Linked DNA regions of Mus musculus: regions 1, 2, 4, 5, 6 and 7 are each linked to region 3. A link is a loop called in an ENCODE intact Hi-C map of the cell type or tissue named here. Cell type or tissue: left cerebral cortex. All regions are shown on one strand.

Evidence for each region. A loop is a pair of places that touch in the nucleus more often than their neighbours do. Peaks named below come from ENCODE experiments on the same cell type or tissue, not always from the same donor. Only the 100,000 strongest peaks of a DNase experiment are listed, where the experiment ranks them.
Region 1: it touches region 3 in a loop (11-fold over the local background); 18 of 42 quality-filtered maps call a loop at or near these places.
Region 2: a loop joins it to region 3, with 4 times the contacts of the local background. A loop is called at or near these places in 6 of 42 quality-filtered maps.
Region 4: a loop joins it to region 3, with 6 times the contacts of the local background. A loop is called at or near these places in 38 of 42 quality-filtered maps.
Region 5: a loop joins it to region 3, with 2.3 times the contacts of the local background. A loop is called at or near these places in 4 of 42 quality-filtered maps.
Region 6: it touches region 3 in a loop (2.6-fold over the local background); 7 of 42 quality-filtered maps call a loop at or near these places.
Region 7: a loop joins it to region 3, with 3 times the contacts of the local background. A loop is called at or near these places in 14 of 42 quality-filtered maps.

What each region holds. Positions count from the first base shown.
Region 1 is chr5:75,154,788-75,158,787 of GRCm38, forward strand. The region is part of intron 1 of Pdgfra (platelet derived growth factor receptor, alpha polypeptide); the gene reads left to right. Among named protein-coding and RNA genes, the nearest start is that of Pdgfra, 4.5 kb to the left of the region's middle. In left cerebral cortex, CTCF peaks have their summits at 1,008 (motif pointing right), 1,602 (motif pointing left) and 2,470 (motif pointing left); DNase peaks (open chromatin) are centred at 337, 1,114, 1,572 and 2,431; H3K4me3 peaks cover 1,461 bases.
Region 2 is chr5:74,068,851-74,072,850 of GRCm38, forward strand. No RefSeq gene overlaps it. Among named protein-coding and RNA genes, the nearest start is that of Usp46, 2.4 kb to the left of the region's middle. In left cerebral cortex, a CTCF peak has its summit at 1,902 (motif pointing left); DNase peaks (open chromatin) are centred at 52 and 1,877; H3K4me3 peaks cover 511 bases; H3K27ac peaks cover 600 bases.
Region 3 is chr5:73,852,593-73,856,592 of GRCm38, forward strand. No RefSeq gene overlaps it. Among named protein-coding and RNA genes, the nearest start is that of Gm34960, 50 kb to the left of the region's middle. In left cerebral cortex, a CTCF peak has its summit at 1,592 (motif pointing right); DNase peaks (open chromatin) are centred at 1,646 and 2,263; H3K4me3 peaks cover 833 bases; H3K27ac peaks cover 432 bases.
Region 4 is chr5:74,282,154-74,286,153 of GRCm38, forward strand. All of the region lies in intron 5 of Scfd2 (Sec1 family domain containing 2), which reads right to left. Among named protein-coding and RNA genes, the nearest start is that of Gm32064, 32 kb to the right of the region's middle. In left cerebral cortex, a CTCF peak has its summit at 1,603 (motif pointing left); a DNase peak (open chromatin) is centred at 1,587.
Region 5 is chr5:74,193,308-74,197,307 of GRCm38, forward strand. It overlaps Rasl11b (RAS-like, family 11, member B), which reads left to right and starts at 2,019. Exons shown (of 4, transcript NM_026878.1): 1 at 2,019-2,283; 2 at 2,796-2,852; 3 at 3,960-4,000. The coding sequence starts at 2,145. In left cerebral cortex, CTCF peaks have their summits at 1,867 and 3,236 (motif pointing left); DNase peaks (open chromatin) are centred at 321, 474, 1,910, 2,406 and 2 more places; H3K4me3 peaks cover 2,662 bases; H3K27ac peaks cover 2,219 bases.
Region 6 is chr5:73,759,421-73,763,420 of GRCm38, forward strand. No RefSeq gene overlaps it. Among named protein-coding and RNA genes, the nearest start is that of Gm34960, 43 kb to the right of the region's middle. In left cerebral cortex, CTCF peaks have their summits at 2,420 (motif pointing right) and 2,628; a DNase peak (open chromatin) is centred at 2,537; H3K27ac peaks cover 1,113 bases.
Region 7 is chr5:73,684,215-73,688,214 of GRCm38, forward strand. No RefSeq gene overlaps it. Among named protein-coding and RNA genes, the nearest start is that of Gm34902, 34 kb to the left of the region's middle. In left cerebral cortex, a CTCF peak has its summit at 2,152 (motif pointing right); DNase peaks (open chromatin) are centred at 1 and 2,138.

The DNA of each region.
Region 1 (4,000 bases), 1.3 Mb after region 3:
GCTTAGGAACCCTTGCAAAAGTCCTGTTTTGGGTTGTCTCTAGTACAGCTGGGTTTCTAAAGCTCGCGGGAGAGAAAGAAAGAAAGAGAACACAGTCCAACTCCACTGTTTATTGCCCCGGATCCCTTCTTTTGCTGGAGTCTGCAGACCCGCAGGGTTCAGACTCAGAACCTGGCCTCCCACTTCTGGGCCCAGGGGCTTCTACTTTCTTCCTGGGCGCGGGCTGGGGAGAGATGCAGGGGGAGGGGCTTCAGGCTGCAAACGCGTCAGGCGCCGAAGCTGGCGGGCGGGATTTCTGCCTCCTGGGGACAGGACCTAGGCTGCGCGGGACCTGGGGACGTGGTGACCATCCTTCTGCCTGGTGACCTCGAGGGGTGGGATCCCCCTCGGGCCTTCAGTGAGTAGCATCCAGGTTAAAGGTTGCTGACTGGAAAGCTGGATAGGTGACTCAAAGGTGAGAGGCTCAGCGACAGTCTGGCCGCTGATGGTTGGGTTGGCCGGAGGCATCAGCATTGAGGAGGAGAAGGAGAAGGAGGAGAAGGAAGACGAGGAGGAGGAGGAGGAGGGGGAGGGGGAGGGGGAGGAGGAGGAGGAAGAGGAGGAGGGGGAGGAGGGGGAGGAGGAGGAGGAGGGTGGGTCTTGTAGGAGAGTACTCAGTGTGGGATGCAGAGTACGCAGCTTTCGCTGACTGCATTCTGATTCCCGACCTCATCGGTGCCTTTTTTTTTTTTTCCCTCTGAAGTAGTTCAATGTTTTTTTCTTTTGTTTTAAACTGAAGGGTGGACCACCAATACTAGCTGGGAACTTAGACGGTAGTAAAAGGGGATAAATGTAAGCCACGGACTTGGAGAGTCTCTTTCTTCTACTTCAGTTCCCTTCCTTCCGGAAGGTAGAGAAGCTAGAGGCATGAAGTAGAGCAGGGGTGCCCAGGGGCAGGGCAAACAAAGGGGCAAGGTGGGCACTCCAGACCCCGAATCACAGAGCTTGGTCCAGCCTTTGGTTCTGGCGGCTGCGGTCGGTGCTGGCTGGCCTGCAGGAGGCGCTGTGGCTCGCCTGTAACCCTAAACCTGGCCCCCTCCCTCCACCCTGCCCAGTCTCCTCTCAGGTCGCAGTTGAAAACAATGCAAACGCTGAGCATAGAGCCTGGGGCGCGGCGGCCTCCGCAGTCCTGAGCTGGAAGGAAAGGGACTTGGGCTTGGGCCTGGGATCGTCGGGTAGATCCGTGTCGCCTGGTATCTGGTGGCGATCTTGTGGCGCGGGGGTTAAGGGAGACAGGGAGAGAGGGTGTTGGGGAGGGGGGTGAGAGACACAGATACACACACACACACACACACACACACACACACACACACACACACACGGAGAGAGTGAGGGAGAGGCAGAGAGACGGAGACACACAGAGACAGGCAGAGAGACAGGCAGACACAGAGAGACACCCAGAGAGAAGGGGTGGTCGGGATCCCGAGCGTGCTAGCGCGGAACCTCAGAGAGAATCGGCCCCAGTGCGCGCAGCGCTGTAGGGGACCCGGAGCCTGAGCTTTGAGCGACGCCGGAGCCAGCGGGTAAGATCAGCGGGGTTGCCGCGCCCTCTAGTGGCTCCCGCAGCGCGACCCTTGTCCCAGTAGCCCTGGGCGGTCGAGCGGTCCCCAGCCGGGAGCCCAGTGCGCCTGGAATTTGGGCTCACCTGGGTCGCTCTTGAGTTTTCCTGCGGGCACTGCGTTGGCGCAGAGGCGTTGGGTGGACAAGAGTGGGCTGAGGGTCCGGGTTTGAGCTGGAGAATTGGGGCGTCTTAATTTAGCAGAAGGTGGGTGGAGGCGGTGGAATTCCGGATCCAGGGAGATCTTGGGGGACAGTAGCCGGCGTGTGCGCTCCAGGCCGGCTCAAGCTTCCTTGGCCTGTTGCTGTCTTAGACCCCGCGTTACCGAGCAATGGAAATAGTCCTTTCTAACCAACTGGGCTGCAGGGACCCCGCGGGGGGCGGGTTTACGAGCAGCGAGAACAGAGTGGCAGGGAAAGGCGTCGTGGTCTCTCTTGGCAGGGTCTAGGTAGCCTTCATGCTTGGAGAGGTGGAAAGTCAAAGGGTGTTGTTTCCCCTAAACCCAAGTGACCAGTTCTGCAACATCTTTGAGACCTGGTCCACAGCGCTATCTTCCTGGCTCTCAAGGCACGGCTGTGTCTTGGTCCCTCTTTGGGCAGTGGTGATGATAATTATGCTGATGGTGACGATGGCGGTATGTTTGTTCCTCAGTGAAGTCTCTGGAGGTCCCCAAAGAAATTTAGCATTTTAGATAGGAGTTTTGTCATTTCTTCTTCCACGCCTAGGAGCTCAACTACAAGTCATCACAAGACCTAAAAGTAAAGATTAACCTACGATTTTTTTTTAAAGTTGGGACATTTTAAAATCAGAACTGGTTTCAATGGCGCCTGCAGCTCAGAGACAACAGGACACTGGTTCTTGAACCAACACTGCCATCTGCTGTCTACTCTGAGGAACTGCATATGCCTCTGAGAGGGCTTGGCAAATTCCAAGCAAATATTGGTAGGAGGGAAGTTTCTCTCTCTCTCTCTCTCTCTCTCTCTCTCTCTCTCTCTCTCTCTCTCTCTCTCTCTCTCTCTCTCTCTCTCTCTCTCTCTCTCTCTCTCTCTCTCTCTCTCTCTCTCTCCCCCTCCCTCTCTCTCCCTCTCTCTCCCTCTCTCTCTCCCTCCCTCCCTTTCCCTCCCTCCCTCCCTCTCTCCCCCCTTTCTCCCTCCCTCTCTCCCCCTCCCCCCTCTCCCTCCTTCCTCCTTCCCCTCTCCCTCTCAAATTTTAAATTTTTATTTCAAGTGTATGTGGGGGGGTTCCCCCATATTTATATATATGAGTCTTGTGCATGCCTGGTGTCTTCTAAGATCAAAAGAGAGTGTCAGGTTCCTGAGTCTGAGCTGCTGTGCCGGTATAGAGACTTGAACCCAGAGACCATTCGGTGACCTTAACCACTGTGCTATCCCTTCATCCCCCTTTTTGCTCTTGAGGAGCACAAAGATGATTTTATTAATTTTTCTTTCTTGCGAGTCTGCAACAATCTCCAGAGGAACAGATTTTATTTTTCAGACATTTGTGTAGTTTCCAACGTGTGTGTGTGTGTGTGTGTGTGTGTGTGTGTGTGTGTGTGTGTGTGGTCAAGAGATCAAATTCAATCCTTCCAAATGCTCAGTAAGCCCAGTGTGGCTGAGCTACATCGAGCCCTAATTGCTACTCTTTCACACGTACATAATGAACGGGGTTTATGTGAGCAGGCCTGAAAGGAAGGGAGCAGGCTTTTTTCCTTCTGTAAACACAGCGTGTGGGCTTGGTGACTTCAAGACACCTGATGACTTTTCTTTTCATTTAGTGACAGTCGAAAGGATGTGTTATTTTATTCTTTCAGAGTTACACATCTGGTGCAAAGAGACCAGAAAGGTCTATGAACCCAGGCTGCCCCCTAAAATGCATGTGTGTAAAAGTGTCCCAGCCCCTGTCTCTTATTGAACATTTAATCTTGTACTTTGGCAGATCAAAACACCGCAGACCCTGGTGGGGTACAGGTCCTGGGAAATACAATTTGGGCTAGAAAACGCAGAAGTGGCCACCATTGCAGACCCATATTTAAGCTGCCTGGGCTGAAGTTCTGAGAGCGAATAAAGAGAGAGGAGAAACAAAACAAGAACCTAGATGTGCTATTTTCATAGTTAGAATTAACTTAGGAGAACTGAAATTAACCAAACCTCAGAAATCTGAATCTTGAAGGACCTCGGTGGCTTTGGTGGCTGAGAGCCTCCTGTGGTCTTTAATTGGGACAGGGTGGGGTGGATTTCATTGTCCAGTGGTTGAGCAGCGAAATCCATGTTTTTTGCTCTTACTGTCAGGGAAGCTGGGAGTAAGCCTCAGGGGAGTGGTAGCTCTTCTGGGAGCAAGCTTGCATCCTGTTTACTTTCAAATTTGCCTGTGGTCTCTGGTAGGAGGCTCACCTTAGGAGTTTTC
Region 2 (4,000 bases), 220 kb after region 3:
AACTTTAAAGTTTCTCTCCAGGGTTCTAGCCAGATGGCATCCGCCGGAACCCGAAAAGTAAAATGAGACCAGGACATGGGCGTGGCCAGAAAGCCCTAGCCAGCAGCAACCCAGCTGCCTAGGGAAAGGTTCCCAGAAAGGAAAGAATTCCGGGTCTAAGCAGGCACACTCGGGAGATTTGTGACATTAGCAGGTACAGAGGAAATGGCCAGGTTCTGGGCGGTACTAGAGGCTGTCCAGGAAATACCAAAACAAAACTTTCCTATCTCCCATCCTCGGAGCTCCTGATCTCAGTTTTGTTTGAGCTTTTACACCTTCCTGCGGAGGCCCAGACTGCAGGCTCAGGGTGCACACTGTACACACCACTTGAGGGATATGTTCGTGAGAACTGAAAGAGTTCATTTCAAACATGGGGAATAATTGTGCAGACAAGTTTGCAGTCCCAAGCTTTCCACAGGGAAGTTGTGCATGTGAAACGTGATAAATTCCCAAACCAATGTATTTTGTGGAGAATTAAATTAGGAGAGAAATTAATATAATTGAAGACAGCTCTGTCTAGCCAAGAGTAACATACTGGGGGCTGGGGGGCTAGGGTTATACACATAACATGAGAGCCATCCATCCATTGGTAATTCTTCTAGGATCTGGGGTGGAAATAGAAGACAAAACCACTGACTGAAGGGTGAGGGTGGGGGACGGGTCACATGGATACTGTATTTTTCAGTGTGTAGAAGGATTAATATTCCTGCTCACAATGACTCATTCTACCTGAATTTTACTTTCATTCTTTTTTACTGCTGTCAGTTACGACTCTTCCAGCTTCTACATGATTAGTTAATAGACATGGTTAGCTCCATAAGGCTTACAGAGCAGGTATCCAACCCAGCTCTGTGTTTCTCAAATAAATAGTACAGATAAAGGCATGCTAAACTTAGGAGGGGCACCATTTGAGGAGGGGGCAGGGGAGGGGGACCATCGATAAAACACCCTAACTATGACTGGCCAGAACACAGTAAGGTCCTGAAAAGCTTAAAGACTGAGAAATGTCACAAGCTGAAGGCCTCAGCTTTGTGCGTGGTTAGTCTAAAGCTTTCATGCTTTCTAATGATAAGCTTTGCGATTTTTTCCAATATGAATGCACTGAGTGCAAGGCCTACAGGGGTTAAAACACAATTGAGAGCTGGGGAGATGGCTCAGTCTATAAAGTGCTTACTGCACAAGTACAGATCTCTAGACTCACGTCCTGCCCCCCGCCCGAGTCCACACCCACAGGTAAAGAAACACAGTCATGGTGTATAACTATCCCAGTGCTGGAGAGGCAGAGAGAGAACACAGAGATGGGCTGGTATTTGCTGCCCAGCCAGACTAGTCAAATCACAAGCTACATATTCAGGCAAGACCCTCTCTGTCTCAAACAAGTAAAGTGCAAGGGGTAGAGAGATGGCTGGATGGTTAGGAGTGCACACTGCTCTTCCAGAGGACCTGACGTCAATTCCCATCACCCACTTAGGGTGGCTCACAAGTACCTGTAACTTCAGCTACAAGGTATCCCATGGTTTCTGGACCATGGCACCTACATCATATGCACATACCACCTACACACACACACACACACACACATCCATAATTAAAAATCAAATAAATCGGGCTGGAAAGATGTCGCAGTTGTTAAGAGCACTGACTGCTCTTCTAAAGGTCCTGAGTTCAAATCCCAGCAACCATCCTTAATGAGATCTGACGCCATCTTCTGGTGTGTCTGAAGACATCTTAAAAAATATTTTTTTAAAATAAAAAGAAAATGCCAATTTTTTAAAGGGGGGGGCCTGGTAAGATAGCACAGTGGGTAAAAGCACTGACCACTCTTCCAAAGATCCTGAGTTCAAATCCCAGCAACCACAAGGTGGCTCACAACCACCAGTAATGAGATCTGATGCCCTCTTCTGGAGTGAGCGGGGCCAACCAGAGGGAGCAGAGGTCCTAAATTCAATTCCCAACAACCACGTGAAGGCTCACAACCATCTGTACAGCTACAGTGTACTCATAGACATAAAATAAATAAATCTTTTTAAAAAATCAAATAAATCAGCTGGGCGGTGGTGGCGCACACCTTTAGTCCCAGCACTTGGGGAGACAGAGGCAGGCAGATTTCTGAGTTCAAGGCCAGCCTGGTCTACAGAGTGAGTTCCAGGACAGCCAGGGCAATATAGAGAAACCCTGTCTCAAAAAAACAAAACAAACAAACAAAAAAAAATCAAATAAATCTTTAAACAAACAAAAAAAAAATAAGGCAGAAAGGAGGGAGACATCCAACATCAACCTCAGGCTTTGACACATACAACGCACTCACACATGAACATACACATATGTTTACACACACAAACACCACTGGCACAGAGAAAACCAACCAGGACCTGGCCCTGGGTGCTGTGCCAACAAGAAAAAGGATTGTTTGGGTACCCTCTAAACACCTAAAACCAAGTAGACTGTAGACAGGTTGAAATCTGGGTGTGGTGCAGTGTAATCCAGCACTCGAGAGGCTGAGTCAGAGGGACTGCCACATGTTCAAAGCCCACCTGGGCTACATAGTGAGTATCAGGCCAGCCAGGGAGAGGTAAGAAGATTCTGTTTACCTCTGGAAGAAGAAGGAAAAAAAAAGTTGAAAGGCTATGGGTTAGTCAGCAAATCAATCGAACACTGCAGAGTTTATCCAACTCATGAATGATTAAATGTGTTTTACAATTCGGCAAGGTTGATATAAACAAGTCTCAATTACAGAAGGCTCTTGGATTAGAAAATTGTAACCCTGGCTTCACTGAGTGGAGAACTACCCAGGTAGGAAGAGGTCAAACCTCACAGATGGTGCCTAGCTAATGAGTGGATTTTGAGGGAAAGTGTGTCTCTATAGAGACTACAGCTGATGTGAGATCTATGGCTGGAAAAGAATAGCCAGGACATGGAAAAATGGTTTCTAGGCCAGCATCAACCTAAGTGGAGCAGAGCGAGGCAGCCACTCCAGGTAGTGTGCTCCCTGCTGTAAAGTGCGACCCATCGGCTAGCACTGGCATTACCTAGGATGTGGTAACTTGTATAGTTACAAGTCTCAGAACAGGTCTAACTCTACTTCAGCCAACCCTTGTGATGGAATTCACCATGTGCCCACCCTGGAATTATTCTGTGTCTTCCAGTAGCCACTGCCAGACCTACTCTGGGAAAGATCCCTCTCCCATGCTGTCTTAGTCAGGGTTTGTATTCCTGCACAAAACACCATGACCAAGAAGCAAGTTGGGGAGGAAAGAGTTTATTCAGCTTACACTTCCACATTACTGTTCATCACCAAAGGAAGTCAGGGCTGGAACTCACACAGGGCAGGAACCTGAAGGCAGAAACTGATGCAGAGGCCATGGAGAGGTGCTGTTTACTGGATTGCTTCCCCTGGTTCACTCAGCCCAGGCACCACCCACAATGGGCTCTCCCACCCTTGATCACTAATTGAGAAAATGCCTTACAGTTGGATCTCATGGAGGCATTTCCTCAAGGGAGATACACAGAACTGACCAGTGCACGTGCTCAAACCCTAGGGTTCAAATGAAAGAAAGAAAGAAAGAAAGAAAGAAAGAAAGAAAGAAAGAAAGAAAGAAAGAAAGAAAGAAAAGGCCAGGCGTGGTGGTGCACACTTTTAATCCCAGCTCTTGGGAGGTCTTATAAAAAAAAACAAAAAAAAAAACAAAAAACAAAAAACATTTAATTGGGGCTGGCTTACAGGTTCAAAGGTTCAGTCCATTATCATCAAGGTGAGAACATGGCAGTATCCAGGCAGTCATGGCACAGGCAGAGCTGAGAGTTCTATGTCTTCATCCAAAGGCTGCTAGTGGAAGACAAATTTCTGAGTTCGAGGCCAGCCTGGTCTACAGAGTGAGTTCCAGAACAGCCAGGGCTCTACAGAGAAACCCTGTCTCAAAAAAAAAAAAAAAAAAAAAAAAAAAAAAAAAAAGCCCAAAAC
Region 3 (4,000 bases):
AGGCATAGAAATCCTAATGGTGTGTGCACCATATCTTGTGTAGTAAATGCCTAAAGAAATAGAGGAGGTTGTAGGAGCTTAGGAAGAAGAAAGCAAAACACAGGTTCAGAAGTAATGGCTCACGATAATCATCCTTAGCACCAATAAACTAAGACCCTACAACTTGGAGGCCCAGGAAGATAGCTTTACCTCTTACTTCAGTTTTACTTCAGCCCAGTGGGAGGCATCCCTGAGCTGGGTCCTGCGGGTGTCACCACAATTTAGGGAAGAGGGAAAGGGATTCCAGTCAGGGAACAGGTGTGGATGCTGGGACACCTGACACATGACCCTTAGGAATGCCAAAAGGCCTTGGTGTGGCTGAAATGCACACCATCCCTTATTGGCTTATTTTAGGGGTTTGGGCTTTGCCAGGACAACTGAGGAGGAGTCATTGGAGGGCTTCCAAATAGGCAACAGTCATGATCAGATTCGAGTTTTAGAAAGATGGTCTGGCTGCTGCCTGGGAAATGAACATCAGTGGTTGAAATGAATATCAGTGGTTGCTGATCGGAGACAGGAAGACCTTACCTTGAACACGTCTGGATTTGTGCCGATCCAGAGTGAGTACATGGTAAACTGGGCAGCAAGTGTCTGCTCTCCTGAGACTCTCATTCTGGTGGGTGAAGGAATTAAGTGGCCAGGTACTCAGAGGTTGTGACGACCTTCATTCAGGTGAGGACTCGAGTTTTAGTCCCTGTGCCTCTTGAAGTGTGCATGTGAAGAGCTCCTGACCTATGTGTGATCCTCATGATGCTGTTCTGTCCCCCTGCCCACCAGAGTTTGACTGTCGTTCAGTTGGCCTCTAGTCCACTGTATGTATACGGTGCAGCAAAGCCAAACTGCAGTGTGATTCTACCTGCTTACTCTCTTCTTTCTCCAATGGGACGTTTTGTGGCACCTTTCCCTGGAGAGCTGGAGAAATGGCATGGGTTAGTCGGGACTTTATTAACAAATAGGCTTTGTGTTACAATGGGTTTTGCCAAATTATGTGAATTATGTGAGTGTTCAGGACATATTCAAGGTGAACCGGGAGGAACTCGTTGGAGGGTTTTGCCTGTGCAGTCAATACTTTCTTGGCATCTGGTTCCACCTTCTGATGGGTTTAATGGGAACATAACGTCATAGTAAATCTCTCCCATAACTCCAAAGTGCATGTCTGGACTCTTGTGTGTGTTTAGATGGACTAACTGGCTCAATAGAAATGGATATTAAGTAACACGATTTTGTTTCCTTATTTAAAAAAAAAAAAAAACTAATGGAATGAGAGTGCTTCATAAGAAAATCCTATAGCTTTTGCTGCCAGACACTTTGTTTCTCCCTCACAGAGCCACTGCTCGGGAGCTATCCTTTCATTTCCATGTTGAGAGGAAAAATGGAGAAGCCAGGGAACCAGCGCCGTTTGGAAAATGCTCGCCACAACATCAGGACCCAAGTTCCATCCAGCGGCGTATACATACATATGGGTGTGGTGACACCGTCTTTCCATGGTACCAGGGAAGCAAAGACAGGCAGGTTCCTGGAGCTCGCTGCCAGTCTGCTTAGCCTACCCTGTCTTGAACAGCAGGGGGCAGCAAGAGACAAAGAATACAACGCTGAACTGGGCTTCCCCAGCCCCCATCCTTGTTTGGCTTAGAAGAGTATGAAGTGGGGAGAGGCCGGTGGAGGAGTAGGAACCGAATCCAAGCCACAGAATCTCAATTCACAAAGATAAGTGGATGCAGGCCTTGCTGGAGCAAGATTTACTGAAGACAATAGCCAGACTTGAGTTTCACTGAAGAAGCCGCCCTGTGGAATCCTTAACGAAAACCTGGCTCTCTTCGGTGGCATCCACCGCATTGAGAAATAGCTCCGTAAATGAGACAACCGAATGTAGTTCTCTTTGAATAAAATTCGGTGACCTGAAGTTATTCTGCTATGAGTGGGAAGCATGAGTCTCAGAAGCTAGAGGTACCCGGGCATCTGGGGTGCCTGGCATCCAGCACTGTACCTCTCTGGACTCAGCTGATCAGACCAGGCCATATGTAAAATACTGGGTCCGGAGGGGAGTGGTCGTAGACAGAGTCTCACATGTCTCTAGAATCCTTGTGATGCGTGAAAATCTGAGCCTTAATGCAGGATTTTCCGAGCTAAAGAAAACTTAATCAGGAAACGGATGGGTTTGTTGCCAAATGTTTCTATGGCGTCCTGGAGTTAAATGGTGAAATTAGAAGTCCTGGCATAGCTTTGAGGATCCTGTGATGGCCTGAGCATTTCGGCTAGGCGTGAGTGTGGAAGCAGCTAGGGGATGGCGCCAGTCCCGTTCCGATTTTGAATAGTTGTCGCACTATGGAATAAAGCCACAGTGTGTTTGTTGCACTCAGATTTCCACTAGGATTTCTTCCTTCAGTCTCCCCAAGCTTTGGCTTTCTCATCGGTAAAATAATGTATTTAATAGGGATCTGGGGTGGATGGGAAATGATACACCTGGGGACGCTGAGATGCAACTGTGGTCCAGATGGAGCTGGAAGCTCCTCTCTCCGGCTCCCGGGAAGTCCCACGGGGTTTACTCAGACCTCCCGGAGTTTTCCAGGCGTCCCGCCAACTCTTGAAACACAATAGATAAATTTTTTACTTATAAGTTGCTATAAGTCTTCTCTCAAGTGAGATGTACTTAAAAGTGCAGTGTGCTCGACTTTGAAACTGTCTTAGCAATCATGGACAGCGCTAGGTCTTTCACAGGTGGTTGTAGCATGGCTGGAGAGAAACAGGCTTTAGAGCCGGCCAGTGACTCCTCAGCCTACAATGACAGGGCCAGTCCCGACTGTATCGAGGCTTTCTTTTAGAAATCTGGTACCAACTTCACAAATCCTAGTGGGAGAGGCAGGGTCAGGGACATCAAGAAAGTTGCAGTACAGGCTTGTTGTAGAATATTTGCATATTTACTGTTTCCAGTGCACCTCACTTTGAATCGGATACAGATTTGCTCAGGATATAAAGTCAGCTTCCACACCAGATCGGTCGGGTTAGATAACTGCAAATGTCACTCTGTTTTTTTTTTTTTCTTGGCGTGCAAATGGTTATTAGTGTGAGGTCTGTATTATGACTCTGAAAAAGCTTCTGAACGGAGTTTTGGTATTTTGGTTTTACATTGGTAACAATCTTTTTTGGCTTAATCAAAGCTTTTGGGTGAGGGGTGGCATTCATTACATCACTCTGAAACTCTGGCTGGCGTGCAACTCACTGTGTAGACCTGGCTAGTCTTGAACTTGTGGAAATCTGTCTGCTTCTGCCTTGTAAGTGCCGGGATTAAACTCTGACCTCACCAGGCTCAAGGTCATTTTTCTTTGCATTCAGATGTTTAATAAATTTTATCCTCTTTTGGGGAGGCCATCATAGCTCAGGTAATTGTTAACCTCTATAGCTACATGGACAAAACCCAAGCAGACACAAACCAGTGTCCTAAAGAAGGGCCCTCCTATTTCCTGACGAGTCCACAAAGCTATAAAAACACTCCACTGCAGCAGCAAACACCTGTTGACCTGGGACTCTCAATAAAGTGTGTTTGGTCGGTGTTTAGCCATGGAATTTGCACTTTCTGATTGGCATCAGACTGTATTCACTTACAGCTCCTCATCCAGTCAGCAGACACCCAGGCACCATGTTGAGATGGCTTCATAACTGTGGCGATCCTCATAGGCTCACATATTTGATTGCTTGGTCCTTAGGGAGTGGTGTTACTTGACAAGAATTAGGGGGTGTGGCCTTGATGGAGTAGGTGTGGCCTAGTTAGACGAAGTATGTTGCTGGATGTAAGCTTTGGGGGCCAGCAGATCTGGGTATAGAACTCTCGCTCCTCCAGCACCATGTCTATCTGCACACTACCATGCTTCTGGCCATACTGATAATGGTCTAAACCTGAAACTGTAAGCTAGTCCCTATTAAATGTTTTCCTTTATAAGAATTGCTGTGGTCTGCTCATGGA
Region 4 (4,000 bases), 430 kb after region 3:
TGAGTAGTAATATAAGTATATGATATGCAGATGATCTCAGGCAACACATAGGTTCAGAAGAGTTGCTTTAAGGCATCTTACAAAGCACACAATCCCTATATTAGTTGAGACCATTGCTGTTAGCATATATATCTCATTTCAAAGCTTGCATATTCCTGTCCTAGGAAATATTTTCCAGTGGGCCTGTGGCTAACCTCTTCTATTATCCCAGGATTAGCTCTGGTAGAGATTTATTGAAAGAAAAATTCAAGAGAGTCACTATCTTTCCAAAGGAAACAAGAAGAGGACAGCTAGAAAGAATCACATGCCTTTGAATGCACAGGCAAAAATCTAAGCTCAAGAGGTCCAACAACATCAAATCTCGCAGTCCCCAGAAGAGGCGACCGCATGAAGGAGAGCTCTGAGTTACCAAGCATGTGAAGCAGGAACAGCGAGAGGCAGTCACAGGCTTGGGAGACCACCATCACAGCCTCAGTAGCATCCCAAGAGTAAAACCACCATCACAGCCTCAGTAGCATCCCAAGAGTAAAAACAAAGCAGTGGAGGGTGCCACACAGGGAAGTTCTGCATCCTGATCTGTTTTTAGGCTCAAGTCCCAGGAGCTGGGAGGAGAAAGGCAATAAGTGAAGGAGCTTGCAGTGATGGTGGCTGAGGAGCAGAGCTGGAGTGATGTGTGTGGAGGGAGCATGGTGCTGGGACCAAATCCTGATCCCAGCCAGAGCGATCCCAGCTCTTAATTGCTGAGCCATCTCTCTAAACCCCCCAAACTCTTTTTGAGGGCAGGTCCCGTTTAGCTCAGGCTGACCTTGAACTTGCTATGCAGCTGAAGTTGATCCTCCTGCTTCTCCCTTCCAAGTCCTGGGACTACAAGCACATGCCATCATACTTAGTCTGACATACACATATGTCCGAATTTGCAATCAAGATTTGGCAATAAGGACTTAGAAGTAAGGAGGAGGGAGGGATCAGAGATGAGTTCTGGGTAGATGGTGGTATCATTCATAGATGGGACAATACCAGTACAAGGAACCAGCAGACAGGCTTTAGACATGGGGTCATGTGGGTCTAGAAACCGAGCAGTGGCTATGTTGCTATAAGGTGTGGCACTGAGAAGCACTGAGAAGGCATGGCTGCCATTATTAGCATTACTGCCCCTATCACTAGCAACCACAGAGAGCTGTCAGGACCAGGGGAATCAGAGCAGAACGGTGATGCTGGTTTGCCTATGCTGTGAGTGTCAAACACATTTATTGGCAAATTGGTTCAAATGCCACGAATGCTGATGATAGACTGGTTTGATGGCTCACTCTGTAACTCCATGGAGGTCTCCTTTGGAATAATGCTACCACAGAATTGTTATTGAATGTTTCCGTCCTTCTAAAGTAAAGAGCTTTAATGCATAATAAACAAACACAACGCATGTGTTCTCTAGATGGTATGTATGCCTTAGATGGGTACATCTTAGCTGGTAACCATCAGGAGAAAAACTGCTTTAGCCACCAGTGCACACAGTGTCATCCTAAGTGAGCAAAGCTTATCTCGATTGTGTTCTCCTGAGCTCTTTCGCTGGGCAGTGAGCTCTCATACTCCTCTACTGCCCTCCGCTGTTCAAGACGAGTCAGCAGGCAGCTAAGACTGCAGCCCAGCCAGTGGTGGCAGGGCTGGGTGGAGGGTCGGGGAGCAGCGAGCTTTATGGTCTCTGTCTCTGCTTCATCCAAATTTATCTCAGGAAGATACACATGACAGACACAGTTTAAAATAACGATCCACAAGGGGAAACAAATACTTTTTAAAAACACATTGTGGGCACAATTTATGATCACCATTCCTTGCTCTCCCATTGAGGCCATTTTAATTGAGTTCCAATGTGAGCTACTGGATCCCTGACTTTACTGTGATGGCTTTTGACAATGACATAATTTGGCTTACAAAAGGTCTATGTCTTCACCCTGCAACCTGGACACTGCCAGACAAGTCTTCAAAGGTAGTGTAAGACAACAGATCCAGCAAACCAAAACCAATGTTTCACTCATTTCCCACGTCTCATTGCCAACACTGTAGATCTGGTTTTCATGGTGGATACACCCAATCTATGCCACGGCAGTCATCTGTAGGAAGTAGCACCCATGACTCTTTTTTTCTGCTGCATGTGAAGAAGAGAAGCTACGTTATAAAGCTGACAAAATAATTTTATGACTATAGTTGAGTTTGTGTTCAAAGAAGATGCACTTACTAATTTATCTCACTGAACACTCATTTCAAATCCTGATATTTAAACTAAAATGTTTCAATAACAATTATTGTCTAGGCAACTGCTAGTTTCTCTGTGTGTAGAATTGCAAGGCCTACATAGAGGGTCTTTTCCTATCAATAACTTGTCAGTTTTAACATCAGTTTCTATATGTAAGACTGGAGACCCATTCAGATGATGAACATGTGACCTCTATTGACCAGGGGAAGCTAGTCACAAGTAGAGAGTGCCTCATCACTTGAGCCCCGCCTCTTAAACCGAGGGTTGCAGCCCCATGCGGGGCCTGTTCCTGAAGTGTGGGCTACAGGAAAGTTGGCAACAGGAAAAGGGGTTTAGAATGTACAAGAACCAAAAACGAGTTTAAACCCCAATGTATGAATCCTGGGTGTTTCTAACAGTGCTTTCTGGAGTTAGATTTCTAAGCCACTTCACTGTAGCCTTGGAACTGAATGCACAACACAGTTACCATGTGTGCCTTCACACTGCTCAAGGCCAGGAAGGAAAACATGGGGGAATAGTGGGCAGTCACAAAAGCAGGACTTACTCATGTTGTAGCCTGGCTCCCAAACAGGAAGTCAGTGATGCCACTCAGCCCGGTAGGGAATTAAGCCAAAGGTGCTTTGTGTCAGTTATCTTTATATTAAAACAAAAGGAGGGGATATATAATGATAGTACAACCACTACGAACTGGGGAATTTGAGTACAGGTAGATCTTTAAAAGTAACCTTTTCTGCTCCTCTATAAAATACCTACTTCAGTACCGGGCCAAGAACCCATCCTAGATAAGGGGGCTGGCTCTATGAGCAGTGCTCTGAAACCTCAAGGCGCATTTTAATTCCTTTTCAGGGAAGCAAAAAGTGTCCCATGGTGACTGACACTGGCTTCAAAACACAACTCCAGTGGGAATGCACTTGGACAGGCTCACAGATTTAAGTTTCTCTGAGACAAGGGTCCTTTGGGTGAGTGTACAAAGCCTAAAAGAGACCAAGCTGAGACAAAATGAACAGCAAAAGGTTTATAAAACAGGATTCCTGAGCAAGACCTGGTAATTCCTGCTGAGTCAGAGAGAGCCACGCCCAGCCATATGCAGTGCTTAACCCCAGAGTCTGAGTATTTAGTTTTGAATCTTCTTGGTTTTGTGGTCTGTCTTCAGTTTCCCCAAGCCGCTGTAAAACAATGAAGCTGGCTTTTGTACCTTCCCCAACAATGGTGAGAGTGGAAAATGATTCTGCTTACCTGCCCCTCTGTCCTTTATAAGTCAATGTGTTAAGCTGAATTCTGTAGCCTAGAGCACATTTTTTTTTAAATATAACTAAATAAAAAAGGCTATGGAGAGTTTTGAGACGACATGGGTATTTAAACACAGAACTTATTTAATTGGGATGTAATTAAGTCTCAGACCGTTTATGCTTTCCCATTTCTCTCGGGTCTTAGAGAGTATTGATCATAACACACTTATTTAATACTGTCTGACTGCGAGACTGTTCCCTGTAAAGGGGAGATCCTGGCCGAGCTGTCCTGGCTCTGGAAAGCTGGGCAAAGCATTCAGCATGCATTAGTGAAAACAGATGAGCATGCCCGGCATTCTTCAGAGGCCTGGACAGGGCCCTTCCTACGGCAGCACAATCATTTTGCTTATTTCCAATAAATATTTCTTTCATTTGGCATACAGCTTAGCACCATGTTTTATTAATTAGCCTTATGTTTCATCCTAAATACTAAAATAGAAGCCTCTCAAGTTCCTCAGGA
Region 5 (4,000 bases), 340 kb after region 3:
TCCTCCTCCTCCTCCTCCTCCTCCTTCTTTTCTCTCTCTCTCTCTCTCTGCTTCTCTCTCTCCCTTCCTTCCTCCTCCACTTCTCTCTGTGTTTTAAGTACAGCCAGTTCATTTTGACTTAAAGTAAGTATACTCTATTCAGCCTTCATGATGCAGACAGAAAAATCACTGGTCTGGTTAGTCCCATGGTAACGAAAATGAAACACCAGACGCTAAAGTGATTCAAGGCAAAATTCCCTTTGAGAATCTTTATCAGGTCTGTGTGTGCAAAAAGCAGCCGAACAAATGTTGTAGACTACGTAATTATTTCCCATGTAAACACTAGAGAATTGCAGGCTAGAGGGCCGGGGGCTGAAAGGTGCACGGTACCTTAATTATAGCCTTGCTAAGTTTGATTTTATAGACCGGCAAAACTCAAGTTTGATTTAAACCACACAGAAAGACATGATGCAAATTGGCCATGCCCTTTGTCCCAGACTCAGACGTCTGATCTTGCTTCAGTCCAGTGTTTTCCCTAGAAGGCAGACTTTTACTACCGTGACTGCTCAGCCTGTTTGCCACCCCACCCCCTCCATTCTGTTGTTCATCCTGGAAGACTTAACCAGGCAAGTCTACATAATCTTCCTAGTTCCCCTCCGATTTCTTCACCCCTTCAAACTGTTACTAGATACAGGGTTTGTCCCGGTCTGACCAGAGTAGGAGGGTAAATTCTTATTACCTGGTGAATGAAGCCCAGAATGGACTGTGATTAAACAAGAAACGGTGTGTTGAGCCTGGAATCAGCTTCTTTTGCTTTTCTACCTTCAATAAAGGTGTACAAAATGCCACAGGCTTTGCTCTTAGGCACCAAGATAAAAGGCCCTGAGGGTTGTAAGGGCATGCTGGTGGCGATAGATAAAGTAGGTTGCTGAAGTTGGGATCTGGCCAGCAGTTGTCTGTGATTTTCTCTGATGAGGACACGGGGGTACTTGGTATTTTTATGAGTGCTAGACTCCTCATCTTCCTTGGCGACAAGCCACTTTTAACTAACCTTTATGACTAGGCTAACCGTGGGGCCCCTCTGCCTCCCGGTGAGTCCAATCCACAGCTGCACTGACTTCTTGTCTTACCTTTCACAGATCTGGGAGGAGGCGTGACTGGGCTAGCCATGCAAGCTTGTTCTAGTGACTTTTAGCCTGGCTTTGCCTCTCGGGGTGCGGTACTTGCTTTCCACGTTGTGTGCCTTCTCGTGGGCTTGCACTGTTGGCAAGAACTAGAACAAAATAGGTATTTTGCCCCAAAGACAAACGCCACATTTTGGGTCACGGAGGGGTGCCTTTGTTTAGGAATACAAGGATGGGGAAAATGTATAATCCAGGATAATACTTTGAATGTAGCCAAGTCAGTGCAAAGATGTCGAGCGCACGAGCAGAACATAGGGCAGGGCCAAACAGGGCAGTGACCTATGGGGCTCCCAGCAGGTTCCTTGGGGTCAGAGGTGGAGAAGCCAGTGGTCAGAGAGGTTAGGGGACCTGGGACCCAATTCAGAGAATGCCTAGGGACTGACCTACGGAGGCCCAGCGGCGAGGTTGGCAGACAAGGGTGGGTGCTTCTAAACCCACCGCGGATCTGAGATCCCGCGGACACGCCAGGTCTCCTATGAAGGCAAGGACAGATTCCCCCCACGTGGACCTGAGACCCAGCAGACACGGCCAGATCCCCCCACGCGGATCTGAGACCCCGTGACCCCGCAGGCACCGGTGCGGCCGCGTGCTAGCGCAGCGGGAGCCGGCTGGGTCCCGCACGTTGCCACCCTCGCGCCGGCCGCCCTGTTTTCCTCGGATCTCACGGGGCCCCGCACTCGCTCTCGGCTCCTGTGGGGGCGCAGCCTGGTAGTGCAGGCCGTGGGCGGGGCCTCGAGCGGGGCGCTCGGGGATTGGCTGCTGGAATGGAGGCGGGGCCTGGGCCAGAGAAAACCCGCGCCCCGGCGGCTGCCATCCCAGCCGCGATCCGGAACCCCCGAGCCTCTCTTCTCGTCGCGCTCTCCCGTTCTTTCCAGTTTCTGCCCGCGCGCCCTCCGACGGGGTACCCTCCTCTCCTTGCAGCGCGAGCCGTCTCCTGTCCTGACTTTCCTCCCCGCTCCGTGCAGCCGGGCCGTAGCGGCGATGCGCCTCATCCAGAACATGTGTACCATCGCAGAGTACCCCGCCCCAGGCAGCACCGCTGCCGACTGCTGCCTGGGGGCTGCGGGCCGCCGGCTCGTTAAGATCGCCGTGGTAGGGGCCAGCGGCGTGGGCAAGACCGGTGAGTCCATGCGAGGAACCCGCTTGGTGGAGGGGCGGGACGTGGGAGACCCCCGCTCGGACTGGAACTGAGAGACGGTGGGCGTTGCAGTGGGATCCTCTGCCTCTTCATGTCTCTGCTTTAACGAAGAGGGTCACTGGGGCCCAGAGCGTCCCGCCGACTTTCGGGCCAGAGTAGAACTTTGGGGCTTTGGGCTTTTGGCAGGATCTGGGGCGGAATGGGGGAGCTAGTGATTGTAACCCCTCCAGGAGTTCCGTAAGGTTAGGAAGAAGTTTGCCTGCTGGAAGGCTTAGGTGTGGCCCAGCTGGGCTCCGCGGAGGGGCTGGGCCTCAAGACCCTTCCTGCTGGCAGAGCTGTAATTCACTCCTACCTCCTTGTGTCTGGTAGAGGGTCAAGGAGCCCTCGGTGGCCGGCTGTGACTTTCTTTGGAAGAGTTGTTTTCCAGGTGGGGGTGGGGTGGAGAACCGTCTAACTTAGTGGGTTAACAGTCTGTTTTCTTTTCTGAATTGCAGCTTTGGTGGTCCGATTCCTCACTAAACGATTCATCGGGGACTACGAACGAAATGCAGGTGAGGAAACGTACGGAGACCAACCCTGTTGGGATGGCCGCCCTCATTTCTCAGTACCTTTAAGGACACTTCCTTCAGAGTGACAGTGTTTAGCATCAAGATTCTGCTACTTCCAATTCTGCACGCCCCCTCCCCCTCCCCCTTCCCCCTCCCCCCAGCTGCCATCTGGCCTCATTCCATTCTTGGCGCATTCATCATTTTATCAAGTGCCCGAAAGTATTCCCTGTGGTATGTTTTAACTATAGGGACCCCAGTTGGAAGCACCGTTTGTACTCCAAGGCCTTGTCCTTTAAAACATGCCTGCAAAAGTCATAAAAAAAAAAAATACCCAACCAAACAAAAAACCCAGCTGCAAGCTCCTCCCCCACCCTCTCCCTCTGCTGGCTGCCTTTCAGGGGCGACCTTTGAAAGCAAAGGCCAAAGAAGAGTTGTAAGCCTAAAGTTCTTTCCTTAACAAAGACAAATAAGTAGCTGCTATGATTCTAGCAGGGGGAGAGCAAATTGCTTAACTAAGTAGACTGTATGGTTAAATTAGTAGACTTGTATTAAGTACCAGTTGGGGATTTAGTTGAAATGAGCCATATAAGCTGTCCCAAGATAAGACCTGGTGGCCTTCTGCTTTGATATAGAGCTGATCAGAATCATGGCACATATTCATGCTAAGAGGGATGCTAACTGTGCATTTACTAACCGTGTTTGCTTATGAAGCTATTGTGGGCAAAATATAACTGTTCAGAGAATGATAATATAAAATAAAAACAGAAACCCTGCGTATACTGAGCCAGAAACTTTCCTCCGTGGAACTACTCTAAATATGGAAACTCAGTTAAAATTAGACCAGCAAGTTTCTAAAAACCCACAAACTTTGACCTACTTTTGATAAAATTTGATAATCTACTAGCAGGGGCTTAAGACTGCACGTGGCCTTTAAACAAGATCTGAATTAAGTGCATTAACTAGAAGTAAATCACATCTTTCTCTTGTGTGTATCGGTGCAAGTCGTGGTACATTAAAAACAAACAAACAAACAAACAAAAACCCAAACCATAATGTTTCCCGAGGCTGCACATGAAAGAGGAACACACTCTCCTTTCTCTGTCTTCATAGGTAATCTCTACACAAGACAAGTTCACATAGAAGGAGAAACG
Region 6 (4,000 bases), 93 kb before region 3:
GAACAAATAGTTACATTTTTTTCCAGTAAGTTGTCATGATTTCCCTGTTATAAAGCTTTTTCTTGCTATTAAGAATCCAATAAAATACATGTCAACATTGAATTCAACAAATATTGAAACTTAGTGCCCAGGGAAGTGAACATTTACTCATTTCCCTCTGATTTGGGATTTTCTGGAATCATTTTTTGGAGCTGTTTTGGGGGTTTTGGGTTTTGTTTTTTTTTTTGTTTTTTGTTTTTTTTTTTTTGGTTGATGATGTTCCAGTGAACTCAGCACAAATGCATCTGACTTTCAAATGAGTGATTTAAAACAACTTTAATAATAGAGAGTTTAATGCTGATTATGGGTCAGAGGAAGAATAAGTCTTACTGTCTTTGCTCTTTAAGCTACAGTTTAAAAATCTGAGATGGTGTCTTTACCATACATAGTTTCTGATAGTAAACGAGCTCTTAGAAAACCCACAAGATAAACCAACATTGCCCCTGACAAGCAAAGAAGATAGAGTTTATCCTAAACATTCTGTTCTATTAAAAATTAGTTTTTGCTGCTTGATATTAAATTTTACGCAAAATAAAGTGATTTTATAACACCTCAGCTAAGAATCTAAACTTTTAAAAGTCATTTGAAAGGGTAAGAAATGGGTCAGAACTCTGCCATGGGGTGAACAGCTGTCCTCAGATAAAGTCCTCAGAGACCTGAGGGCAAGCAGATGACTCTTGCCAAGGTCTTCATTCTGCCACTAGGTGAATACATATCAGCTGATGGCTGCCATCCGGGAAAGGTACAGGGGATAGCGGTGGGCTCCAAGACACCCTTTTGCATGTTTGTTTTCAGTTATCTACGTCTGTCTCTATCTATGTTTGTCTGTCTCCATGTCTGTCTGTTTCTATGCCTGTCTGTCTCTCTGTTTGTCTGTCTCTATGTCTCTCTGTTTCTACCTATGTCTGTCTTTACCTATGCCTGTCTCTGTCTCTGTCTGTCTCTATGTCTGTCTGCCTCTATCTATGCCTGTCTCTATCTATGCCTGCCTCTATCTATGTCTGTCTCTAGCTGTGCCATCTTTATCACCAACATCATCTATCTGTTCACTTAGCTACAGGTCAGACTCCTCCCCTCCCTTCCTCTCTCCTTCTCTCCCTTTGTGTGCCTGTGTGATTAGCTTAGGACTTTGTTGCCTGGGACTTTTTAAATTCTTCCTGAGTTTACAGTTTTCCCCCTCTTGTATTCATTTCCAACTATGTTTGAACTCCCTGGAGAACTAGCTGTTTTAAATTTGTGGTTTTAGAGGCCAGGTTAGGAACTTATCCAAAGAGGAGACTCAGCCCCAGTTTCCATAAGGCTACCTCTTCATGGGTGAGAAAAAAAAAGACCTCATAGCCACCAAGCAGGATGTCTTTCTTTGAAGCTGGAGTTGGGTGAGCAGCTGAGTTCACCCAACTAGATGTAGACTAGAGGGAAATGATCACAGTTCAGCTTGGTTCTACCCTTATTAGGTGTTAGGTCTCTCTCCCTCTCTCCCTCTCTCTCCCTCTCTCCCTCTCTCCCTCTCTCCCTCTCTCCCTCTCTCCCTCTCTCCCTCTCTCTCCCTCTCTCTCCCTCTCTCCCTCTCTCCCTCTCTCCCTCTCTCTCCCTCTCTCTCCCTCTCTCCCTCTCTCCCTCTCTCTCTCCCTCTCTCCCTCTCTCCCTCTCTCCCTCTCTCCCTCTCTCCCTCTCCCTTTCCCTCTCCTCCTCTCTCCCTCTAGCCCCCTTCTGCCACATACACACATACACATACCACAACACACACACACTCATACATACCACACAGAAACACACACACAGGATCATATATTTGAGTACTTGGTTCACACACACAAATACAAACACACACACACACACACACACACACACACACACACACACACACACACACACAGGATCATAGATTTGAATACCCAGCTAGCTGTGCTATTTTAGGAGATTTGGGGACTTTTAAGAGGCAGGGCCTTGTTGGAGGAAGTGGACACAGTGGGGGAGCCCTATGGCATAAGCTTGTAGTTATGACTGAATCTCTTCTGTGTCCTAGACTGCTCAGGTGATGTCACCAGCAGCCCATGCTCCCACTGCCCCAACCGCAGGCTGTGACACTGCCATACCTTTCATATCACATGAGCAAAAAAAAAAAAAAAAAAATCCTTCTTTCTTCAAGTGGTCTCTTCTAGCACTTCTTATACATCATTTTGAGAATCACAACATTTCTTTCTCCAATCCTCAGTTTCCCCCTGTATGAAACACAATGGATGAGTTTCTCTGACGTCCTCTTAGGGTAATGATGCAAAAGTGAATGAGATACCGCATAGGGTTTTCCATGCTGTGGTTTCTCTCCCTCGCATCCATCCCTAAGCCTGAGATGCTTCGTTTCAGCGAGGCTCCATGGGTTTGTGCACTAGATGTCAGCAGAGCTCCACCGTTCAATTGGCCCTGCGTTGGAGGGGGGGGGGTGTTCTATTCATGGAAAACACTTCCCAAATGTTCTCATTGTGCTTTGCTGAGCCTGCAGTCCTGTCTCTGCCCTGCACCCACCCCACCCATCTGGCTAGAATTCCCTGTCAGCACAACTGGCCACTGTGTTGAAGCTTCCCACTCAGGGTTTCTGGAGAAATTCCTCTAGTATTCTTATTCTCCAAGCATTCGTTCAGAAAGCATGAAACCCAAGAGGGGATTAAAAAAATTTTTTTAATGCAGGGCAACATCACAAAGGATACTTGCTGCAGACAAAGTCAATGCTGTTCCAATTAAGCGTTTCTGTGCTCCATCCTTCTTCAGTGTCCAGTTGTCACAGCCACGTTTCAAGGTTCCTCTCTGGTAACAATTGGAGCTTGAAGCAGAAACTCAAGAGCTGGCTTTGTGTGTCCCAGAAGCACTCACTCATCAAGCAAAACTTCTTCTACAGCTGTGGTTCTCAACCTTCCTAACGCGGTGACCCTTTAATATACTTCATGTTGTGGTGACCCCAGCCTTAACATTATTTTCCTTGCTACTTTATGACTGTAATTTTACTACTGTTATGAATTGTAATGTAAATATGCAGTGTATCTGACATGTGACCCCCCCAAAGGGGCCATGACCCACAGGTTGAGAATCAGTGGTCTACTGAGAAGAAGAAATATCTTAGACCCTTGGGTGGTCTTGCTTAAGCACATGGGCTTTAGAGCTATGTCCTTCTTTTGGAAAAAAAAAAAAAAACTATGTCTTTCCTTGCTAAAGGTTTGGCCTCCTGCTGGGTGGGATGTGGGTTGGAGGCTGCTGGGTTAAAACAGGACCATGTTTTGGCTTCTTCAGCCCTGGCAATCTTGCTGATATCATTGTTGCTCCTTACACTGGCAGCAACATCATTTCCCTGCATGCTGACAAAGTGCAAGATGCGTTTAGAATTTGCTTTCCTTCGGAGAATGAAGGGTATTCAGCATTCAGTGTCTGACATTGCCTGAGATTGCCACTTCACATATATAACATGGAGACCACAAAGGCACACTGCTACGCACAGGCTACACAAGCTTTCTCTTTCCGAAGGTTGCTCTTCTCACATGAGACGGTCCCACCGGTTTATTTTCTATTCCATTTAATTTTCTTGTAGAAGCTTGAGAAGGATTTCATCGTATTTTTATTGAGCACCTATTATGAAATAGGCCCTGAGCTAGTTGCTGAAGACAGCCCCGCCCCCTCCAAGTCTCTGGTTGGCAGGTACGTGAATATCAGGTATCTCTGGTGACTAGCTGGAGACCTGGGATGGGAGAGGATATGGGGAGTCTATTGAGGTGACCCTCACTTCAATTCCTACCAGAGGGGGCCATAGAGACTGATATTGGCGCTTTAACTGAAACATGAACCAGCATTGATTAGCTTGAGAAGGAAGGAGTTCATTTAAGACAAAGACCCCATGACAGGAGGGCACACAACATGGTGATACATACATTTAACCCCAGCACTCAGAAGGAAGGTCTCTGGGAGTTCCAGGCCA
Region 7 (4,000 bases), 170 kb before region 3:
TCCTGTCCTGTGGGTCATGAGTGTGAGGCAGGATGGAGCAAGTTCCCTTCATTATCATTCGAGAGGCTTTTGCTGTTGACACAGCATAGTGCACAACTTTCAGTTGTTGGAGATTCTGACAGAGCTAAGGGGTTGTGCATACTGAAGGGTGATGCTTGGGGGAAATTTGACTCCCACTGTGGGGCTCTGTGTGGTAGTGTCCTTAGGCCGGGCATGATTCAGTCCTGGTGGCTGCAGAAGAGACATATAAACACATATATTCAGCATTTTCTGCTGTGTGGAGCTCTGTGCTGTCTGTAGACTCTGTTAGCATCACTCTGTGTCCCAGCTATCCAGGACTTTAAGCTATAATAAAGCTTTTTTTTTTTTTGTAGTATAAATAATCTGCCTCTAGTATTTTATTACAGAAGTAAAGGATGTACAACCGGGTACCCAATAAAAGTTCCAAACTGGGAATCTCTTGTGTGTTTTATACATGCTTATCTTTGTTTTCTAAGATACAATATTACATAATATTGTATATTGTATTTGTATTATAAGATAAAATTGCCTCCATTTCCAATGCTGATACCAGAATGTATCCAGTGTGTATGTCTTTCTTTAAATCCCTTACCTTATATCTTTACATCTTCATTTCTAATTTCCTCTTGCTTCTCTTTGAATTTCTCCCTTTTCCTGGTTTCAGTTGTTCTCATCTCTTTGGCACCCATGCATTCCCTTACATATAAGCATCTAACCTCTAAGCGAAGTATGAGTGGATATGAAGACAGCAAATGACATTTCACATGAAGATTCACATATGCCCTGATTCATACAATGCATTCATTTTACTGAACTTTCAAATGATTTTGACTTTAAATAGTTAGGCTGTTAAAAACAATTAAAAAATAAATTAGATGTACAATAAATCTGAACTATGGTAAATCTTAGCTCAGTGAACTCAATGAGAATATTAGCTAGTATTTCCCAAATTGTTGACAAAAATACTTGGTATGCACATCAAAGATGCATCTGTGGGTTTCCTGTCAAGCCTAGTAATAGTCTCTGGGGCATTTGCATCAGCACAGAAAGGCAGGTTTGGAAATATTGGCCAAAGATCGGGCTTCATTAACCCTTGAACAGGATACCTGAGGCCTAATGCAATCCCTGGAACTTTCCCAACTGTGAATGCTGTGTGACCTACAGACTGCATGTGCTCAACTACTTGTTTCCATCCAGAAATATGCAAGCCATTGAAAATTGAGCATATTTAATCCTTATCTGCATGTGTACCTAGAACACATGGCAAGTCATTGGCCACACATCTAGATTGTCGATAAAAGAGGCTGGGGGAGAATGCTCATTTTATTTCCCATATATATGTCAATATTTTCTTGTCCTTAGTGTTGGATACATTTTGTTGTTGTTGAGAAAACTATACTTCTTTACTCCCTTACATCGCAGAGATCTGGGCTCAGCATGTGTGATTGAAAGCTGGGGTCATAGCTAGGATCGTGACTCCCCACGAGTACAGCTGGATAGTCGCCGTCACAGGCCAAGGGGAGTGAGGAGTTCCTGGATGACCTAGGCTTATTCCTCCATTGTCTCTAGAGGAAAATCCCAAAGGAGAGAAGGTGACATCAGACCCCCACGGGTGGCCCGCCATGACTGGAATTCCCACAGACACGCCATCGAACAGTTTGGACTTCTACTTTGAAAAAATATCAGTGATCCCAGAACTGCCAGAAATATACTTGCTTTGTTCCCCAATGAACAATGCAGCCCCCATCTTCACTTCTTTCAAAGCCCAATATAATTTGCCACCATCAAAGCAAAGTTAGATTCTAAAGAAAGAGTCACGTGTAACCCTCATTTGAGTGAGACAACTTTTGAGAGGCTTGGCTGGGTTACTAATTCTCTAAACAATGTTAGCTAGAAACAACAGCTCTTTTCAATGTTTGAATTCAACCTTTCTCTATTGACTATCGGGTGGTGAGAATGTAACAGGGATGGCATTGGATTTATCAAAGTCATAATACTTCCTGGTGTGACCTCCCCTTCCCTAAGTAGCTGCCACCACAGTTGGAAGAAGTCCAAGCAAGCAGCATTTCCCAGGGAAACTCAGGCCTGGGACCCAGAAGTTCCCTGGGAAATGTCTGAGAGAAGGCACTAGATGGCAATATTGCTTAGGAAATGAGACGAGCACACTTGCTGTTGGTAATGGTTCAAAAATAAAAAATATTAGTCCTCAGATAGTATCTACAACGTCATTCCTAGCTTAACTGGTCACTGTAAACTTGGAAAACATCTTGCATTGATAATGAATGGTCGGGATAAAAATATAGAGTGTCAGAAAATCTAAACAACTATGTCATAGCACCCCATAAAGGATGTATATGCTTATATGCTTTATCCTCTTAAGGCTCAAGAAGCAATTTCTTAAGCACAGGAGGTGAAGGTGGGAGTAATTCTTGTTTGGCTATCTATCTATCTATCTATCTATCTATCTATCTATCTATCTATCTATCTATCTATCTCATCTAGCATCTATCAATCATTTATCTATTATCTATCATTTATTAGTTTATCATTGGTCAATAGTCTATCATCTATTCATTAATCATATCTATCTATCCATCTATCAACCATGCCTGTCTATCAGTCTGTCAGTCTGTCTGTCTAATTGTTTATCTATCTGTCTATCTATCTATCTATCTATCTATCTATCTATCTATCTATCTACCTATCAACCTATCATCTATCTACTATCAATCATCTATCATTTATTATCTATTTTTCTATCATCTATCTATTATCTATTTGTCTATTATCTGTCATCATCTATCTATCTATCTATCTATCTATCTATCTATCTATCTATCTATCTTGGTATTTTAAAATTTCAATCTAACACCACCAACCTGGAGTTCTTACTGAGATGAATGCAATGAATGGCTTGGGATGTCAGCTTTTTCTCTTCTTGTCTGGCAGAGAACTTGGGCTGCATTCTCAGCGTTCACACCATGACCACCTTAACACCAGTTGCAGAGGATCTGATGCTCTCTTCTGTTCTCTAAAGGCATCTGCACATACATGGTGCACACACGCTCAGGAAGGCACATATACACACAAATAGATGTAGAGCTGGCTTACAGCAGCTATGGTTTTCTGCAAAAATATGCACAAGAGCAAGCCAGGCCACATCTAGCATTGATAGGGAGGGCTCATAGAGTTATCGACAGTTGACAGCTTCTAGTGGAGGGAAAATCCTTTTATTTTCAGGGGTGTGGCTCTGGTAGACTGATCACAATCCAGCGGATTGGCCCCATCACCGAGTTTATAAAGATATGAGCAACACAAACTATATTTGGTGGATTGTTTAAGAGGAAACAGGATATGACCTTGGGACAGAGTGTGGAGAAAATTGGGACTAGATCTGGAAGGAGTTAGGTGGATGAGCTAGGGTAAATATAATCAAAACACGTTGTTTGCTTGTACAAATTCTCAAAGTATTAATAAAAATATCTTCAAAAAAGAAGTCTTACTGCAATGGAGAAAGCAAAATGGTCCTCACCCGTCTGCTTAGGGACGCAGCTGATCTATACTGGGAATGAAGGTTCTTGCTGAGAAGAACCTACAACCAAACCATCAGAGCTGTAGTAACATTATTGCTTGAGACAGGCCATTCTGAGAACAGTGTACCCTGGAACTACGCAGCACCCAATGGCCTGCAGTGAATCTGGACAAGAGGAGGAGGCTTCAAGATTGATTTAAATGACATCTTTAAAGTTCTTGGTAAGCCTCATCTAAGAAGAGAACATGTGTGCTCCCCTCCCCCAGTTAGCCAAATTCTTCAATAGGATTCATTCTCACTCCTCCCTCTCCCCTCCCTCTCCCCTCCCTCTCCCCTTTCTCCCTCCCTCCCTCTCTCTCTTTTTCTCCCTCCCCCTCCCTACCTCCCTCTCTTTCTCCCTCCCTTCCTCTTCCTCCTCTCCTCCTACTTTCTTCTCTTCTGTCTCTC